Regions from separate parts of the Homo sapiens genome. Here region 1 is linked to region 2. Evidence: chromatin contacts called from ENCODE Hi-C or POLR2A ChIA-PET data. All regions are on one chromosome and are shown on one strand. Each heading gives the region's core, a stretch centred on a gene start or an enhancer-like site at or near the end of the contact. The rest is flanking DNA. Distances are from core to core; before and after follow the strand shown.

The links. A loop is a pair of places that touch in the nucleus more often than their neighbours do. ChIA-PET counts read pairs that join two places held with the same protein, here RNA polymerase II (POLR2A). Pooled maps may share reads with other maps.
Region 1: a map of ascending aorta shows a loop between it and region 2 (2.6-fold over the local background). The contact joins the promoter of PDLIM4 here to the enhancer-like site in region 2. A Hi-C loop is called at or near these places in 1 of 168 maps with a recorded cell type or tissue (ascending aorta), 3 of 37 single-sample maps with no recorded cell type and 4 of 50 pooled maps. POLR2A ChIA-PET finds 5 or more read pairs at or near these places in 2 of 52 experiments (K562 and OCI-LY7).

The regions. Positions count from the first base shown.
Region 1 is chr5:132,254,169-132,259,053 of GRCh38, reverse strand. PDLIM4 (PDZ and LIM domain 4) reads right to left here and starts at 1,358. Exons shown (of 7, transcript NM_003687.4): 1 at 1,227-1,358. The coding sequence starts at 1,319. RefSeq lists an enhancer at 15-804.
Region 2 is chr5:132,102,381-132,107,185 of GRCh38, reverse strand. No RefSeq gene overlaps it. Among named protein-coding and RNA genes, the nearest start is that of CSF2, 31 kb to the right of the region's middle. RefSeq lists enhancers at 3,338-3,717, 3,496-3,790. Within about 2 kb of position 3,430, at least 30 of the 41 ENCODE cell types and tissues checked have a DNase peak (open chromatin) inside an H3K27ac peak, as active enhancers do; they include OCI-LY7 and ascending aorta, where a contact is called at or near this core.

The DNA of each region.
Region 1 (4,885 bases), core at 109-2,608, 150 kb before region 2:
GAGGGCAGATGTGGGAAGCCTCCTAGGACAGCTGGGCCTGCCTGTCACCCTGGCCCCCAGAAACGGGATTCCATGATTCCACGCTCCACCTGGTGCCCACCCCCTCCCAAGAACTGGACAGAAGTCTCTTAAAGCCCAGCCGGCTTGGCCCAGCCCCCATGGCAAGAGGTGGCAGTAGGGTGGGGGAAGGTGCTTCTCTGTGCCTCTGACACAGGCCCCCAAAGACAAGATCAGCCTGTGTGGGAGCAAGGGATGGCCGTCAGATGGTTTCAGGTTATCTCCTCTGCTCCTTCCAGACTGAGAGCCGCCAAGGGCAGGGCCTGGGTTCTCTCCTCTTCTGTCCCTTAGGCTGGGGACCCCCAAGGGCAGGGTCTGAGTCCTCTCTTTTGGCCCTCCAGACACGAGGATGTCGAGGCTGGGCCAGGATCCTGTCTCCCCTAGACAGGCACCCCCTCGAACAGGGCCTGAGTCACCTCCTCCACTCCTCTATCCTCAGACTAGCCACGCTCCAGGGCTGTGCCGGCTCCTTTTCCTTCTCTGTGGGCAAGGCAGGGCCCTGGGAAACTTGAGGAACGGGCCTGAGGCTGTCCTGGCCCCCGGCTTTGTGTCATCTTGTGGGGAGGGGTCTCACAACCTCACAGTTAAGTCTCCCTTTCCCCTGGAAGCCAAAATTCCTCCTGGTCACTTCCCCTTAGGGTGACTGAGGTCGTGAATGAGAGACTGACTCACGCCCAAAGTGGGAAGTGGATGGACCTCTGTCTTCTCAGATTCAGCGAGGACCCCAGACCTCCCTGGGTCACCAAGCTCTGCCGGCAGGGACCCCTGATAGGGGAAGGGGGGCTCTAAATCATTTTGCCCCAGATCTTCAGGCAGGGGGTGAGTCTGAAGAGTTTCTGGGCCTCTGTAGAGCTGTCTAGACCCCTGGCCCATCTCCGCGGGTCCTTCCCGGGTCCACAGTGGCTCCCCCAGATGAGGCCAGCGGGGAGGCGGGTGCGTGAACTCTTGGGAGATTCTTCGCGGGATCGGGCAGACAGGCCCAGCGTGGGAGGAGGGCGGCTGGGGCTGCCTGCCTCTGCCTGGAAGCCGCCTCTACAGCATGCGGGGCGCCCAGGCCAACCCTCCGCCTTCAAGCCTCGGATACACAGGGGATCTGGGTCCCGGGCGGACCGCGAGAACCCGGTCTCAGACATGGGACCGCCCTGCCGCCACGCAGCCGCCAGACTCACCCGTGAGATGGTGAGGGGCGCGCTGAAGTCCCGGCCGCCCACCAGGCGGAAGCCCCAGGGCGAAGGCCCGCGCAGGGTCACGGAATGGGGCATCGCGGGCTGGAGCCGCAGCCGGAGCCTGAGCCGGACTCTGAGGAGGAGCCGCCGCCGCCGCAGCCGCCGCCGCCGCCTGGACGCCGCGCCCGCCCCCGGCCCGCCCGCCCCTGTCCCCACTCGGCCCAGCCCCCGCCCCCGCTCCCTGTGCGCCTGGATTGGCCCCGCGGCCAGCCCGACCCTCCCACTTCGGGGGGCTCTGAGGACCCGCCCTCAGCCCCGGCTGCCGGCAACCCGGCACCCCCACTCAGCTCTCAGAGATCCCCGCGTTCGGACGGCCCCGACGGCCTGGATCCTGCTCGGGCCTTGGATCTGCAGGCCGCGGACCCAAACCCAGCTGTCGACACCGGCCCTTTGAAGTCGCTTTTAGGGGCGGTGCTCCAGCCCGAGGAGGGATGGAGGGCCCACTTGGGGGATGGGGCTGCCCCAGCTCAGATACCTCCTCATGGGCCCGACTGGCACACCTGCGGCCCATCCTGCCGTGTGAGGAGCCCTCTGAACCAAGAACCCTATGAACCAGGGGCTTGCGCAGCACTGGGCCGGGGACGCAGACCCAAAACGACAGCAGGCAGCGCCGAGCGTGGGAGTGGACACAGAAAGGTCCTCAGACTAGTTTGTGGAGGCCAGTAAGGCTTCCTGGAAGAGGTGGTCCCTGACTTGTATCTGGAAGCAAGGTGTCCCTGCTTCCCCAGAACATTCAGGCCTTCTCTTGCTGCTTGCAGGCTCCTCGCAGGCCACCTCCCTGTCTGCACAGCCCCCTCCCCTCGTCCTTTGCCAGGAGATTTGTTTCCCCAGGTCTCCTGAGAAAGTAGCAGCTGGAGCGGCTGGGGTCGTGGCTGTGCAGTGTAAAGGGAAGAAATATATGCAGCGCTTCACTTTGGGCCCTTTTCTCTCCAAGGTCTTCTCTCCATTCCCAACCATTATCCTCCGGGGATGTACTTGAACAGCCAATGCAGATGCCATGGCACCACCAACCTCCCTCTGGTTCTCTCGGCACTTCTATCTGGCTACATCAGGGAGACACCTTTTACTTTTCCAGACTCTGTGGAGGTCTCTCATTTAGCCCAAATCCTTAACCTTATGTGTCCTTTTAGTCAAGCTGTGATAAGGACCCTGCTCTTGGGCTCCTCACAGGTGGTGGGATGAAATGTGTCCACTGGGTCTCTGACAACCCGCAAAGAGGAGAACTGCTTGAGAAGCACAAACCTAGGGCAGTCCAAGGAAGGGAGGGGCCCTTCAGAGTAGAATGTGGGTGCCTCTGTAGGAGGCAAGATGCTGCTATCTGTTCAGCTGGGAGAGAAACAAGTGGTGTGTGGTAGCGGTGTTTATATGGGAGTGTATTTGGGGTGTGTGTGTGGGGGGGGGTGCGGTGTCTGAATCCATTAGAGCACCAGCCATTGGGCTGTTCTCCATCACTTTGTGGTGGAGGAGGTTTCTGCTCAGCCCCTTGCAGACTTGGATCCCAAGTGAAGAAAGGTGGAAGGGCCAGCAGGAGAGCTGGTCACTGCATTGTCTCTCTGAGGTCTGTAGGCCAGAAGCTCCCCAGGACTTAGACCCTACTAAATGGGGTAGAGAGTAAGGGGCAGCCATCACTTATCACTGGCTGTCCTGAGGGTTTGGTGTACAGCATGGCTTGTGGTCAGAGGCCTGTCAGCTGGGCTCCAAGAGTCCTAGTGAATGTAAACAGTGCAGACCTTTTCTGGGGGGAAGGGATCCTCAAGGGTCTGTGGAAGCTTCCACCCAATGTATCCCAAAGTGAATTCCTGAAACTCCTCTTCATACATTGCTTGTTTCCCCCGATTTCACATCCCAAAGACTGCCTACACTCCTTGCCTCCATCCTGAAATTCCTTCATTACCCGTTTACTTCTGTCCGGGGGAATGTGAAGTGGTCCTCCTGAATATGACCTTCCTGGCCCCTGAGTCTCTGGGCAGTGTAATCCATCTCCAAAGGCTTCTATCACAAGTTTGGAGGTGGAGGTGGGGTGGGGACTCTGGATGAATTTTTTAGAATCTGGTCCATAAACTTCCCCATTTCATTGGGCAGCATCTGGACAGATTGGAATGATGCAGGATCCGGGTCCAGGCCAGTCATTCCCTCACATGAGCTCATGTTGACATCCCTGACTTAAGAGAACATCAGAGGCTTACTTCTGACTGTGCCTTCCCACAGGGGAGATGCCAGGTCAGGTTCTGTACCTGGAGTTTGGGGGTGGCCCTTCTTAGGGGCCATGCTGTAAACCCACTCATAAGGTACCCTGAGTTCTAGGCAGCAGGTCAGACAAGCTGCAGATTCTATGGCTTCTCCAGCTCTCCCGAAAGTTCTTTAAGGAAGCCCTCAGATTTCCTTTTCCCCTGTAATGGCCTTGGTCCTTGGAGATTGCTGTATTGCTGAGACCCTATCATGCTGGAATACCAAGTCATAAGGCAGTCACAGGGTCTGGAAGCCCTCTTCAGGGTGGGGATGTGTGGTGGCCAGGTCACACATCACCCCTGCCCTAGTGGCCTTCACGTATTTACTGCACACCCATCAGGTGTCTGTGCTGCTGGGAATAATCAGACTGCTTATTTCATGCATTCTTCTTCTCTGCATAAGTACGTATTGAGTACTCAGGGATGGGTCCAGGTATCATCCATAAGGGCAGAGGCTGTGTCTGTCTTATTTATTTGTGTCTCTCCAGCACCCCGCAGAGAACTTGGCACACACAAGGCATTAAAAAACATTTGCTATTAACAACACCACAGTTACAGGAATTATTATCTTAGCTTACCCTTTGGACATGACCCAGAGGGACGCAGGGAGGGCATAAGGGGGCTTAGGAAGGTGAAGAATTCTGCTTCTGTTGCCTTCGAGGCCACACCCAGTGGCTCAGGGCACGATGCCCAGGCCTTCTGTATGCAGCCAGGTCTGTCCAAGGTCAGGAGAAGTCACTGTGCTCTTTCCTCAATGGGCAGGCAGGGCTGGCAGGCTCCAGCAGGAGCAGACACCCTTGGGAATGCTGTTGGGCCTGAGCCTAGAATAAGAGGGAAGGATTGGGACAAGAACAACCTCAGGCTAAGGGTGAGGTCAACCTGGAGGACAATCCAGGAGAGTGCCCAGAATTGATGTAGCCCTGAGTGGGGAGGTGCGGTGGAGCTGATGAGGCAGCCCATATTTGAGGATACCTTCCCGTGAGGCCCTGGGGGCTAGCCAGAGAGCTCAGCTGCTGACCCGCTCCTCCCTGGCCTGGTGGCCTCAGGTCTCTAGGTAGAGTCTGCTCCATTCTGGCTCAGCTCCTGGAGGCCAAGACATCTCTCCTTCAAGGCCCAGCCCCGTCTCCCCAGCCAAGAGCCTGGATTCCAAGGGGATCTAAAGCCTTGCTTGGGAGTTCCATCTTCCTGGAATGCCCAGTCCACAGTACTGACCACTCCAGGGCCTCAGCAAACAGCCAGAGAGAACTTTAGATGCCTTCATTTCAGTGTGACCTGTCTGGTCCAGCTCCACCCAGATGTCTGCTCTCTTAGAAGCCTGCTGGTCAAGGCCAGGAACTCGAATGGTGGAGAGGAAGCAGTCTGTGGTGGGCACAG
Region 2 (4,805 bases), core at 2,181-4,680:
TGAACCAGCCTTGCATCCTAGGGATGAAGCCCACTTGATCATGGTGGATAAGCTTTTTGATGTGCTACTGGATTTGATTTGCCAGTATTTTATTGAGGATTTTTGCATCGATGTTCATCAGGGATATTGGTCTAAAATTCTCTTTTTTTGTTGTGTCTCTGCCCGGCTTTGGTATCAGGATGATTCTGGTCTCATAAAATGAGTTAGGGAGGATTCCCTCTTTTTCTATTGATTGGAATAGTTTCAGAAGGAATGGTACCAGCTCCTCCTTGTACCTCTGGTGGAATTCGGCTGTGAATCCATCTGGTCCTGGACTTTTTTTGTTTGGTAAGCTATTAATTACTGCCTCAATTTCAGAGCCTGTTATTGGTCTATTCAGAGATTCAGCTTCTTCCTGGTTTAGTCTTGGGAGAGTTTATGTGTCGAGGAATTTATCCATTTCTTCCAGATTTTCTAGTTTATTTGCATAGAGGTGTTTATAGTATTCTCTCTCTCTTTTTTTTTTTTTTTTTTTTTTGAGACAGAGTCTCACTCTGTCACCCAGGCTGTAGAGCAGTGGTGCAATCTTGGCTCGTTGAAACCTCCACCTCCCAGGTTCAAGCAATTCTTGTGCCTCAGCCTCTGGAGTAGCTGAGATTACAGGCACACACTCCCATGCCCGGATAATTTTTTTTTTTTTTTTTTTTTTTAAGTAGAGATGGGGTTTCACCATGTTGGCCAGGCTGATCTCGAACTCCTGATCTCAAGTGATCTGCCTGTCTCCCAAAGTGCTGGGATTACAAGCATGAGCCACTGCGCCTGGCCGGTTTCTGGTATAATTCTTGATCTTATTAAGGATGCTTCCTAGTAGTCCTAGTAGACAAAGAATTTTTCTCATAAACGGATGTTTCTGTTGAGATGATCATCTTTAGATTAACCAATTATTGTGGAGAAGTACATTGGTAGATTTTCCATAATCAAATTTGCATTCCTGGGAATGACCCTGCTTGATCATGATCTGTTATTCTTTTAATTCAATTTGGTAATGTCTTATTCCTACTGAGTTCTACCTCAGTAAAAATTTTCACCAAAACTGTGCCTAGCCTCCAGGCTGGGTGGCATGTTCCTTCTCTATGCACCGAGAGCACCATGTCTGTCTTTTTCTAATACCTCTCTAGTTTTGTACTTACAATCTGGTATTATAATTACATGTCTCCCTCAGTGGAATATGCCATTGTTGAGAGACAGACTTTTGTCTTCTTCCTAATTGTATCCTCAGTGCCCAGATAAGGCCTGATTTAAAGCAGGCCTTTGGAAAATATGTCTAGTCTGTGCGAAAATGCTTACCATTCCCCTGACAGGGACAAGTGCCAAGTCCCCATACTAGTTTAGCTTTGTGGGCAGAGCCCTGGCCTTGTTGGTCCAGCTTATCATGCAGACAAGAGCCATGTCAATACTGGTGGACCCCGCTTGCTGTGGGAGCTGGAGAGCCAGATATGCTCACAGCTCCTTCTCAGTTACACCTAAGCTGCCTGTGGGGAGCTCAGGACTCTGCATGCGCCTCCACATCTTCAGGCCGAAGATTCTCCATCACTTCCAAGAAAGCACGCTCAAATGTGAAAGCAGATAAATCATTAGCACCCTGTGCTGGGGCTTGTTACTGTTCAACAGGGGTTCTCTTTCTGGGAACCTAAGATACTTCATGTGTACCTTAGCAGCAGCTAATGGGGGTGGATGGAAGTGGTCACCAGGCATTCCAGTCACCCAGGGATGCCTAGGTCCCTTTACCAGGAAGCAGCGAGAGAGGCATAATGGACACAACTCTGTCTTTCTTATAGAAGACACCTGTTTCAGGCCAGGCCTTTATCTTGCTGAAGCTGACCCCACTGAAGGGTCATTGTGCTTTGGTTAGAAAACCACTGCAACCAAAGCCATCCAGTGACAAAGTAGTGGGATCCCTCATACTGGAGCAGGCAGACACCTACTGTCCCAGTAGTCTCATGTCAGAAACAACACTCAACATACATTGTCTTTTGTGCCCAGCTTGGGAGCTGGTCTGTGAGGACTGAGGGATCCCAGGTACCTTGAGTTCTTGTAACCATACAGTGGATGGACACAGACACAGCACCATCCTAGGGCTGGCAGATACTCCATGCTCATCGGTGCCAGCCTGCTCATCAACAGAATCACCCACCTCCATTCTGTCACCCACCAGGTATTTACTGAGACTCTTCTACATGACATGTGCCATTGAGGGTACTGGGAGAATAGCAGCAGACCTATAATACAAAAGCCCCTGCCCTTGAGGGGGGCTACCTGGTTTCCAGGTGCACCCCCAGTTTATCTCATGGTTTAGGTGGCACTATTTATGACTCACCAAGTTTGTGACAGATGATCAGTGTCTTCCTTCTGTGGCTGCAGTTTATCTGTGCACAGATGCTGGCATCCTTCAATCCAGGTCTCAGGTTTGGGTCAGGGCTTAGCTTGAGGCAGTAGGAAGAACAGAGCTCTCTGGATGGTTTAGGCAAGCTTGTCCAACCCATGACTCACAGGCTGTATACTACCCATGACAGCTTTGAATGTGACCCAACATAAATTGGTAAACTTTCCTAAAACATTATGAGATTTTTTGCTTTCTTTTTTTTTTTTTTTTTTTTTTTTTTGCTCATCAGCTATTGTTAGTGTTAGTGAATTTTATGTGTGGCCCAAGACAATTCTTCTTCCAAAGTGGCCCAGGGAAACCAAAAGATTGGACATCTCTGGTTTAGAGATTCAGTTGGTTTCTTCAACTTCAGTTCTTGGTGTACAGGGATGGCCTCTGACTTGCTCCACATCCTCAATCCGGCCACCACCTGGTTTTCTGCACACAGGAAACACTTGGCAATGTTGGCTGAAACAATGAGTGAGAGCCAAGTGCCAAGTGCTGGGCTAACCTCGCTCACAGCCAATTAGGCATAAAGTAACCAGGGCTGTAAGAGAAGTGGAAACAGAGATGCAGATGCTCCAAGGAGGCCAGACACTTGCCCTCCTCTCTTGGTGAGTCCTGTGCTCAGAAGGGGCACAACGGAGACGTGCTTGGGCTGTCCATACGGCAGTCTCTCTGCGGCAGTGGAGAAAGCTCTGGTCTGTGTGTATAGTGTGCATGCAGGGGAGTGTGCATATGTGTGTATATTTGCCTACATGCACATGCATGTTCACATTGGCTCTGGTCCCCACAACAACACCATTATAGGGCCCTGCTTAGCCATCCTTTCTGCAGTGGGTGGGGGGGGTGGGGAAAGGGGTTCCTGACTGCTGTGTCACTTTTGGATAGTCACTGTTTTTTGTGTGCAGCACTCCTACCTCACCTACCCCACCCCTAGAGGCAGGCAGGGTGATGACTGAAGCATCAGGCCTGTGGTTTCTGTAACAGGAAGTGATTTAGATGCTGAAAGCTAATTTTAGATGAAATGATATGGGGTTTTTAAAGAATCTTTCAGGGTTGGTTTCAGGCTCAAGGCTTAGCCCCCTGCTCCTCTTGCCTACAGGGGACAGGCAGTTTCCCATTGTCCTTGTCACTGTCTTGCTGGGTGAACTCATGCCTAGCTGGGCAGGGTTCTTAGGTAGAAAGCCAGTGCTGATTTTTCCTGGATTTCAGAATGTTTAAGTCATTGTTTTTGGCCTTGAACACCAGAGTCCTGTGACTCAGCACAGGCCTGGCTCTAGGCCAAGCAGACACAGGACCTCTTATCCCTGGAAGGGGACTGCCTGGAGGCTCCCAAGGATCTTGTTAGGACAGAGATGTCCACCCTCACCCAGGCTGAGGCCTGGGCCAGAGGTCAGATGAGGCTTCTGGGCCAAAAAAAGTATCATCTTGGGTGGCAGACACTTAGGTGGGGCCTCTTCTCCCAGTTAGCCCTGTCCTGAGCCTCTTAGCAGGGGCGGCTTTCTGACCCAGGTGCCACACTAAGGATCCCATCCTGATTGAGCCCTGTAGATTGGGACTCCTGATAGCAGCAGACACAAAAGAAACTGAGGAGTAGGCACAGAACTCTGAGAGTCCTGTCCTCCTGGTGTCGGGGTCCCACTGGTTGGGGACCTTGGAGCCTCGTGGTTTCTGTCTCTGCCAAGGCCTGAGCACAGGAAATAGAAGGTTGGGCCTCCCTGGTCACCTCTGCAAGGGTCTTCAAAGCCCATTTTAATCTGTTGTCCCATTCCCTAGGTCTTCCACAGCACCCCATACCAGAGAATGCTGCTCCCATTATCAGAGAAGCAGCCAAATATCAGCATGCTAAGAGAGATGTCCCAGGGTTACATAGCTTCACTCAGGCAGCATTGGAGCCAGCCAGGCCAGGAGCTTACCCTGTCCCATACTACCGATGGGATGCCCAGCATTCAGGGAAAAGAGCTCACTCTGCATATCTCATCTAGACAGCAGCCAGCCTCATGAACCCCTACCACAAACCTGGGACCTCTGGAAAGCCAAGTATAAGTCTCTGCCAGTTCTTAGTCCACCCTTGTTCTGCTTTGTGGTGAGGTATAGCTTGGGAGATGAGGCGAGGCCTATAGGTCTTGGTTGGTACACAAGAAGAAACACTTCTGCCTAGAGAGGCTGTCGACAGACATTTCCAGGGACACACAGCAGACAGCCTTCATGGCCTTCATGACCAGTCGGTCCCTTGTGGAAGACAAGTAGGACAGGACAGATGATTAGCCCAGAGCCAAAACTGAGCTCAAACCGCAGAAGAGGAGAGCATTCTCACAAAAGCTCCAGTGTTTGCAGCACAATGACGGAGGTAGATGGTGTGAGCTAAGCCCTGTTTTGAGAGTTCCATAGAAGGTGTCTT